2 separate regions of the Homo sapiens genome follow, and region 2 is linked to region 1. A link is a contact called in ENCODE Hi-C or POLR2A ChIA-PET data. All regions are on one chromosome and are shown on one strand. Each heading gives the region's core, a stretch centred on a gene start or an enhancer-like site at or near the end of the contact. The rest is flanking DNA. Distances are from core to core; before and after follow the strand shown.

Region 1 (4,520 bases), core at 923-3,422:
CCCAATCAATTTAGAAAGAACACAGGCTCCAACCTGGAAAATTTAGACTGTGCAGTAACTTTCGAAGTTACAATCATCCAGTCCAGTTTTCAAACTTTGATCATGGGTAGCATGGTCATGGTTTCACAATGATGCCACAGATACCAATTTCTTAAAAGTAGGCTCAGATAAAAAAGGAAAAATATGGGGGAGAAATCTTTTCTTATATCACTTTATCCCCTCCTAATGATTTCCATTCATAATATTTTAAGCTTGGGGTTCCAGAAGCTTCCTGGCTTCCTTCTGTCTTGGGCAGTGTTTGCCTTTTCCTAGTTCCTGGCGATAACCAAAGCCAGGAAGGCCATTTCTTGAGCCTGCTGAGACTAATTCCGTTGGAATCATAAAAGCTACACCAAAACCACATCTGGGAGCTCAGAGAAGTTAGAGAAAAGAGCCCAAGCTTTCGACAAGACATTGTGAACAACCCGAGGGTGCTGCAAACCCTCGGTGTTGGGGTCGTTCCAGTTGGGAGATAACGAATTGTTAGCCTTAGAAGCCTGATGTGGTATTTATTTTTATCATGAATTAATCTCCCAGCATAGTCTTACATACTCTTTGTTTGTTGGCCAGCAGTGCTGAGAGTCTCTGAAAGTTATTGTTAAGTCAATCCAAAGCCAAAAATCAGAAATTCAGAAGGAATTTCAGATAGTAATTTCTGTGCCAGAAGGATTACAGAGACCACTTAATCCAGTCTCCTCAGGTTATTCTCAAGGAAGCTGAGGGCCAGGGAGGTGGAGTTGCTTGCCCAAGACCCCTCCATGAAGTCAGCTTCAAAGCCAGGATTAGAATCCAGAGAGTTGAGTTGAGACCAACTTTCCCCACATGACTTCTTCTCTCAGCTACCTTCATGCTTCAGGACTTGCCTTCAGGCAAGCCCAGGAAAGCAGCTGTTGACTTTATTATAAAAATCTTCTCAGCCGGGAGTGGCGACTCATGCCTATAATCCCAGCACTTTGGGAGGCCAAGGCAGGCAGATCACCTGAGGTCAGGAGTTCGAGACCAGCCTGGCCAACATACAGTGACATCCCACCTCTACTAAAAAATACAAAAATTAGCTGGGCATGGTGGCACACACCTCTAGTCCCAGCTGCTTGGGAAACTGAGGCAGGAGTTGCTTGAACGCAGGAGGCAGATGTTGCAGTGAGCTAAGATCACGCCACTGCACTCCAGCCTGGGCGACAGAGCAAGACTCCGTCTCTCAAAAAAAAAAAAAAAAAAAAAAAAAAACTTCAGTAACTGAGAAACAATTTCCTTGAGAGAGATCACCCAACTTTGTGGCAAATAAGGAATAAAGAATGCCTTTCCTGGAAAGCTCTACTCAGTGAGTCCTGCTGATAGAGACGTGGCTCATTCTGAGCGATGGCCGATAAGCGGAATATTCCATTACTGCTGGTGTCAGAATGAAGGAGCATTTCCAGCTCCTTCAAGCTTTGGCACTTCCTTTGCTCAGAGCCAGCTGACATGGCCGTTAGAAAAACAAGACTGAACTGTGGCTATATTAAGATGTGTGACTTCCTTTGCCATCCTGAGACCCAGCTTGGTTACTGCAGGGAATGCTTCAGCTAGGCTGAGGCTTAAGAACTCCCTCCATAAACATGGAATCAGAAATAAACTCTGACCTCACGGATCCCATATTCAGAGTTCAAGAACTCCTTGCACATTACCAAGACGGCCCCCAGTGCCATGTGGACAAGGCAGCCGGTCACCTGTCACCGTTGTGGCTGGAAAGGAGTCCCAAGCCTGCCTGCTCCCCAGATTTGAGGAAGATTACATTTCATCAGGTGGGCAAGCCTGCCAAGGCGCAAGTGTAGTAAGAAGAACCAGGTCAAAAATGGCAAGTGTCAATCACTGCTCTGATTAGGCCTGAGGCAAGAGCAGACAATTAGCAAATTGCTCAGGGGAAGAGTCAATAGCATGCACCAGCCTTGGTTTCGGGGTGACTCCTAAGAGCAACCCTGAGGGAGAACAAAGAGCCCAGTCTTTGCTCTTGATACTCCCAGAATAGGCAGAAAAGAGGACACTCCATGTGGAACGGCTGTAGCCACAGATGTGCCCTTTTTAATAAACCAAGACTTAACTACGTGAAACAGATGGAACCAAGCCAGTTGCTGTGATAATTGGCTTGCCCCACATAGCTCTTCGTTCTGTACAAACCACATTTTCACATCTGAGATCTTTGTTAGTTTCACAGACCTATGTGGGTGTAAATTTACTGGCCTCATTTTAAAGATGACAAAACTGAGGTACAAAGCAATGACATGAGTTACCTGGAGTCTCAAGGTCAAGGTGAAACCTCTGGATTTACAGATCAGCAAAGCTGCCTACCATTGTGTTTCTAGCATCTTTGTCCTCCCTCATTTCATCTGGGGAAAGGAGGTGAGCTAGACAGATTCCAGCCCATAGGGAGTGTATGTCTCATGGGGAGACATCAATGAAATGACCACACAAATAATCCATATGCTATGATCTGGGATAAATGCCATGAAGGAAACAGGCTGAGTTATGAGAGCTTATGGTGGGGTGAACTGACTCCATCCAGGAAGGTCAGGGAAGGCTTTGCCATAGGGCATTTGAGCTGAGAGCCAAAGGGTGAGTGACAGTTAACTAGGCTAGGGGGAAGGAAGAGATTTTGGGGCAGAGAGAAGGGTCTTGAGAAGGGGGATAATAGACATGGTGCCCTTGAAGACCAAAAAGGCCAAAAGGCTGGAATGAAGCTGGAAAGCCTAGCCATGCAAGGCTTCGCAGGCTGCAGTAAAGAGCTAAGTCTTTATCCTGAGTGCAACGGGAAGCCAATGAGTGAAAATAGCTCATTTCTAGGCCTCCATTTCCTCATCTGCCCAGGGCCTAGAGTAGATTTGACTGGTTCCTTTCAGCTGCCATGTGCCACATTTGTAGAGCAAGAACTAAGGTCTACAAATTTGTAGCCATCACTATCTCAAATGTCACTTGCCCTAAGCTTATTAAGAGCTCGATGGTCAAGACCTCTGGAGCTGCATCCCCCACTGGGCTCTTGCTCCTTAAGTGCAAGGTGATCTCTGATTTGGTGATAAATGGGGCGGGAAGCTTGCTATGTCATGCTTTCATAACAGGCTCTGCCTTTCTCTCTGTCAGGGACAGAAAGGGGATAGTGGAGTTATGGGCCCACCAGGCAAGCCTGGGCCTTCTGGTCAACCTGGCCGTCCGGGGCCCCCAGGCCCCCCACCTGCAGGTAAGAGCTACACTGCTTCACTTGATCCACTGTTGGAGTACTGGCCAGCCTCCCAGAGAGGGCACAAGGAGATGCCAGCAGAGATGCCTTGTGTTTCAAGTTAGAAACTACCAGAGACACTCCAATATCTTTGTAATTTCTCCACGATTTAGCTCATTCAACTTTTATGCAAGAGAGATAAATGCCATTCTGAATTTGTTTTAGCATTCTGGAGAACAAATAGAGGACAGAAAAAAAGCACATTAATGATGTCATTTATACCTTAAGTGAAAAATAACAGGAACATATTTCATCAACTAATACCTTTTTCTAGATAAAAGTGTCATGGCTCCAAGCAATTCTCTTAAACCTAGAAGTAAAGGTGACATTGCAGGTTTTTTCCAATTTACAGTGTTATAAAAGAGTCCTTATTTGTTTGCAATAGCTAGAGAAAGAGGCTGGGCATGGGTGGCTCACGCCTGTTATTTCAGCACTTTGGGAGGCCGAGACGGGCAGATCACTTGAGGTCAGGAGTTTGAAACCAGCCTGGTCAACCATGGCAAAAACCGTTCTGTTTTTGCTAAAATACAAAAATACAAAAATTAGCCTGGCATGGTGGCACGCGGCTGTAATCCCAGCTACTCTGAGGCTGAGGCAGAAGAATCACTTGAACCTGGGAGGCGGAGGTTGCAGTGAGCTGAAATTGTGCCATCTCGAAACTCTGTCTCCAAAAAAAAAAAAAAAAAAAAAAGATGTAGAAAGAAATTACTAAAATAAAATAAAAAAATAAAAAGTTGGCTGGGCGCGGTGGGTCACGCCTGTAATCCCAGCACTTTGGGAGGCCGAGGTGGGCAGATCACGAGATCAGGAGATTGAGACCATCCTGGCTAACACGGTGAAACCCCATCTCTACTAAAAATACAAAAAATTAGCCGGGCGTGGTGGCGGGCGCCTATAGTCCCAGCTACTTGGGAGGCTGAGGCAGGAGAACGGCATGAACCTGGGAGGCGGAGCTTGCAGTGAGTCGAGATCGCGCAACTGCACTCCAGCCTGGGTGACAGAGCGAGACTCCATCTCAAAATAAATAAATAAATAAATAAATAAATAAATAAATAAATAAATAAATCAAAATATAAAGTCTGTTATTGAGAAGGGCATAGATACACTGCTTCCTTGTATGTTGTTTTCAAGACGGAGCCTTGCTCTGTCGCCCAGGTTGGAGTGCAGTGGTGCGATCTTGGCTCACTGCAACCTCCACCTCCCGGGTTCAAGTGATTCCCCTGCCTCAGCCTCC
Region 2 (4,520 bases), core at 2,021-4,520, 180 kb before region 1:
CCGGGTACGGTGGCTCACGCCTGTAATCCCAGCACTTTGGGAGGCTGAGGCAGGCAGATCATGAGGTCAGGAGATCGAGGCCATCCTGGCTAACATGGTGAAACCCTGTCTCTATAAAAATACAAAAAATTAGCTGGGCGTGGTGGCACGTGCCTGTAGTCCCAGCTACTCGGAAGGCTGAGGCAGGAGAATCGCTTGAACTCGGGAGGCAGAGCTTGCAGTGAGCCGAGATCATGCCATTGCACTCCTGCCCGGGCGACAGAGCAAGACTCCATCTCAAAAAAACAAAAGAATATCACAGCTCTCTGGCCGATCATTGATTCAGGATGGGCACGTGCCCTAAGCAAGAGCCCAGGTTGTTCATCTCTGAGACTTTAATTAGGGACTGTGTAAAAAGAGGAGCTTCTTCTCTAGAGCTGCTGAGAGGGGCAGATGAAGCCTAGAAGTCATGGCCATTGTTGCAACTACACGAGAGTCTGTCTGTGGGAGAAAATGATAAAGAAGAGTGCAGAGTAGAGTGTGATACTGTGTCCAGAGACACCATTTGAGCCCCTAGATTCAGCAATGGCTGAAGAGAATTTATTCTTAGACTCCCCAGTTACGAGTTAATATATTCTTTTTTTTTTTTGCTCAAACAAAAAGAAAAAGATGAAGAGAATGAGAAGGAAAATGAGAAGAAAAGTTATCTACAAAAAATTATATATGCATGATGCCTAGAGTTCATATATTGGTAATTTCATTTTTAACGGTGCAGCTGTTATTCAGATTTTTGTTTTACTTCAGTACTGAACACAAAAATAAAAAAACTTTCCAAACGGAAATAATGTTTCGTTGTGTTTTTTCTCAGCCTGTCTGAGAAACATTCTAAACATTCTTTGTGACTACCTATTCATTCATTCATTCATTCAGCAGTCAGCAAGCATAGAGCAGATTTTGTAAGCCAAGACAGTGCCATGCTGAACGCTGCAGAGACAAAAGATGAATAGGACACTGGCTCTGGTCTTAGAGGGTGGGTCTCCGTGGAGTCACGATAAAGATGCAAATCCAAGACTCAGCACATATTTGCATGTGGGCAATTCATTAATATCTCTCTGTCAGTTTTCCCCATCTGTAAAATAGCTGTAGCAAACCTTCTTTAGGGCTCATGGCAGTTAAGGGAGACCATTTATGTGCATCCAGCACAGAGCTGTCACTCACTACTAGGTGGCTACTCTAGGCATGGCTCATGTTCCGGCAGAGGGAACTCAGATAAATAGTTCAATGAGAAAGGGCTCTGTGAACTGGGAATGGGAAACACCAGTTCAAAAAGTGGAAGAGTCACAAGCTGTGATGAGAGAGTAGACCTTGAAGGATGGATGAGTGTTCATCAGAAGACGCCATTTCAAGCAGACAACAGTACAGGGGCCAGACTGTGCTCAGCACACTGGAGGAGCTTAAAGAAGTAGCTATGGCTGGACCAGAAACCCAGGTTCACAGTAAGGGCCATCATGTGAGCTCAGAGGTCAGGCGGAGCTGAGGCTGTGCAGAATGTGAACTTTGGCCTGAGGAACAGCAACTGTTGGGAGGTGAGAAACGGGAGAGCTGTGATTTGGATTGAGCAGAGTGGCAGCCCACCTGCAGGATGGTACCCAATGAGGTTCACCTCTGGGCATCTAACACCCTCTGTCTCTTTCCATAGGGAGCAGGGCTGACCTGTGTAACTCAATAAGATGGTGCCAAATGATGCAGTGTGACTTCTGAGACTAGTTAATAAAAGACATCATGGCTCCACCTGTGCTCTCTTGGATCATTTGCTTCAGGGGAAGCCAGGGGCCACATCATGAGGACACTCAGCTATCCCTATGGAAAGACCCAAGTGGTGAGGAGCTGAGACCTTTTGCTAGCAGCCAGCACCAACGTGCCAGCTGTGTGAATGGGCCATTTTGCAAGTGATCCTCTGTATTTGTTTCCTAGGTCTGCCATATCAAAGTACCCTGAACTGGGTGGCTTCAAACAACAGAAACTTATTGTCTCATAGTTGTGGAAGCTGGAAATCCAAAATCAAGGTGTTGGCAGAGCCATGCTTCTTCTGAAACCTGCAGGGGTGGGTTGTGTGTGGGGAGTTGTTTCTTGCCTCTTCTAATTTCTGGTGTTTGTTGGCAAGCAATTTCTGGTGTGCCTTGTCTAGTAGAGGCATCCCTGTGATCTCTGCCCCTGTTGTCACATGGTCATCTTCTCCCTGTGTGTGTGTCTTCTCCTCTTCTGATAAGGACATGTCATATTGGATTAAGGGCCCAGTTACTCTAGTGTGATCTCATTTTAACTTATATCTTCATTGCATCTGCAAAGACCCTATTTCCAAATAAGGCCACATTCTGAGCTATTGGGGGTTAGGACTACAACGTATCTTTTTTGGGGAAGACGCAATTTAATCAATAATATTCTCCAAATCCAGTGAGGCCTTCAACCGGCTGCAGCCTTGGTTGATATCTTCACTGTCACCTCGGCTGACATCTTGACTGTAGCCTCATGAGAGACCCGCTTTCCTGCCCCACAGAACTGGGTGAACTAACAATGTCCATGCTTGTTTTATGCCATTAAGTTTTGGGGCACTTTGTTATGTGGGAATAGGTAACTAACATTCAAAGGGAGGTTAGGGAATGAAAGACTGAAGCCAGGAGACCAGGACCTTTCTCTGGCCTGAGAAGGAACATGGCCTCCCAAGCAGTCCCACTCACAGATCTTCAGGCCACATCAGCTCTTGTCTCAAATCTAGGCCTTTGTGCACAAAACATTTCATACTTTTATGCCTATTTTGTCCTATATAAATCCACTTTGTTGAGAAATTGTTCTTTGAGTGGTCATTTCACTTGAGCGGTTCTGAGTTTCATTGAGAATCAAGAGCGGCCGACTCACCATCGGTCCTCTCTGAGGAGATCTTCTGTGCAGGGACACCTCCTGGGCTACTAGCCAGTGCTCTGATTGGCTGGCCTTGGGCTGGGTGCCTCCTCCTGGTTCAATATACCATGGCTGGGGGGTGGGGGCACAGGTACCAAGCAGGGCCACCTGTGGGGAAAAGTGGCCTGGGTGGGTTTCCCTCAGCAGGGGCTCTGGACAGGCCTGTGTCTTGAGAGCAGACATGGTGGGCTCTGGGACTTGGCAGTCTGTGAGGAGGCCTGGTTTTTTCCTCTCTAAGAACAGGGCTTTTAAATCCAGTGTGAATACAGCTCACTGTGCCTCTCACTTCCCGTGTGAGAAAAACCACAGAAAAGCACAGCTGCACCTACATGAGAAACCACGCAAACCAAGCCACTTCCCCCAAGTCTGGTTTAGCCAAAAATGCATTTGATTTCCTGTCTCCATGTTGTGGTCAAGATTGCCATTTGCTTCCTGAGTTTCAGGATCACAATCGACAAAAACATAATCACAACCATTAGTCATAGATATATTTTTTCCCTGAAAATGATTTATTTTCCCGTCCTCTACTTTGTTCTGTCATCTGGCAGCTACTTCTTTTAATTGTAAAAATTACTTTGTTCTACCACCATTAGTTGCTTTTCCCCTCATTTCTACTTCACGAGCAATTCATTCTAAATTGTTGGTAGAAAATAACTCAGGGAAAGTTCGTGGTGCTCTGCCCAGAAGGGCAGAATGAGGATCCTGCAGGTGCTGATTAGATGTTTACTGGGTGAAGTAGTTCTGCCAAGTCTGTATTTAGCGCTGGCCTCTCTTTCTCAGGCTTATTTGAATCATCTTGGCATAAGGCAATGATATGCATTTTTAGGTAATTTCTGTCTCCCTGGGGTTTGAGGCAGGGAAGCAGACTGGGCGGTGGGTAGCCACATCTGGGGCCGCTTCTGGACTGCCAGCTCACGCCTGGTGGGAGCTGCGCTGGGCGAGAAAGCGAACTCCGTCATCTGGTGGGAGAGGTCCTGCTCCCCTTCCAGAGGGACTTCCTAGGGCGTGGGGAACCCAAGGCTTGCTCAGGAATTCCAAGTCCTTGCTGCTTATTCCCTGAAGACTTGACTCATCCCAGACCTTTCCGAGGGATCAGTGAGTCAGCAGGGGCTGGTGCTGGCTCTGCTTTTTCCCACATGGTTTATTCAACATGCATTCTATGAATAAAAAACCGAGGCCCAAGGTCTCCCCAGTGAGGAGTTAATGGTGAGGCCATGCATGGAAACCCCATCAGTCTGACTGCAGAATCCACATTGTTAATTGTCCTGCCTAAAAGCCAGAAAAGGATCTGGAGGCCTACACCGTGGGGGAATAGGGAGATCATTTCATTTTTCTTGCTTTATAAAATCGTGTGATGTTTAAGCATATACTGTTTAAAATAACTAAAAAGGAGTTCAAACTAAATGGCCACATTTAAGAGGCAAATCACTGAAGACTAATTATCCATTCTGTACTTAAAAAATGATCTGAAACAGCTACTAGGCATGCAGTCAAAATCCTTTTTTAAATGGCTTTGAAATATTGGACACAAATTACACAGAAATCAGTGGCCTAAAAATGTCTTCACCATATTGAGTCTGATA

What was found. Hi-C counts contacts between places; a loop is a spot of excess contacts on that map. ChIA-PET counts read pairs that join two places held with the same protein, here RNA polymerase II (POLR2A). Pooled maps may share reads with other maps.
Region 2: a pooled map shows a loop between it and region 1 (4-fold over the local background). The contact joins two enhancer-like sites. A Hi-C loop is called at or near these places in 2 of 50 pooled maps. POLR2A ChIA-PET finds 5 or more read pairs at or near these places in 3 of 52 experiments (H1, OCI-LY7 and activated T-cell).

What each region holds. Positions count from the first base shown.
Region 1 is chr3:15,465,068-15,469,587 of GRCh38, reverse strand. COLQ (collagen like tail subunit of asymmetric acetylcholinesterase) reads left to right here. Exons shown (of 17, transcript NM_005677.4): 12 at 3,151-3,247. Among named protein-coding and RNA genes, the nearest start is that of MIR4270, 29 kb to the left of the region's middle. Within about 2 kb of position 2,172, at least 6 of the 41 ENCODE cell types and tissues checked have a DNase peak (open chromatin) inside an H3K27ac peak, as active enhancers do.
Region 2 is chr3:15,646,546-15,651,065 of GRCh38, reverse strand. It overlaps BTD (biotinidase), which reads right to left. Exons shown (of 4, transcript NM_001370658.1): 4 at 1-4,520. Among named protein-coding and RNA genes, the nearest start is that of BTD, 47 kb to the right of the region's middle. RefSeq lists a silencer at 3,130-3,424 and an enhancer at 3,851-4,384. Within about 2 kb of position 3,270, at least 26 of the 41 ENCODE cell types and tissues checked have a DNase peak (open chromatin) inside an H3K27ac peak, as active enhancers do.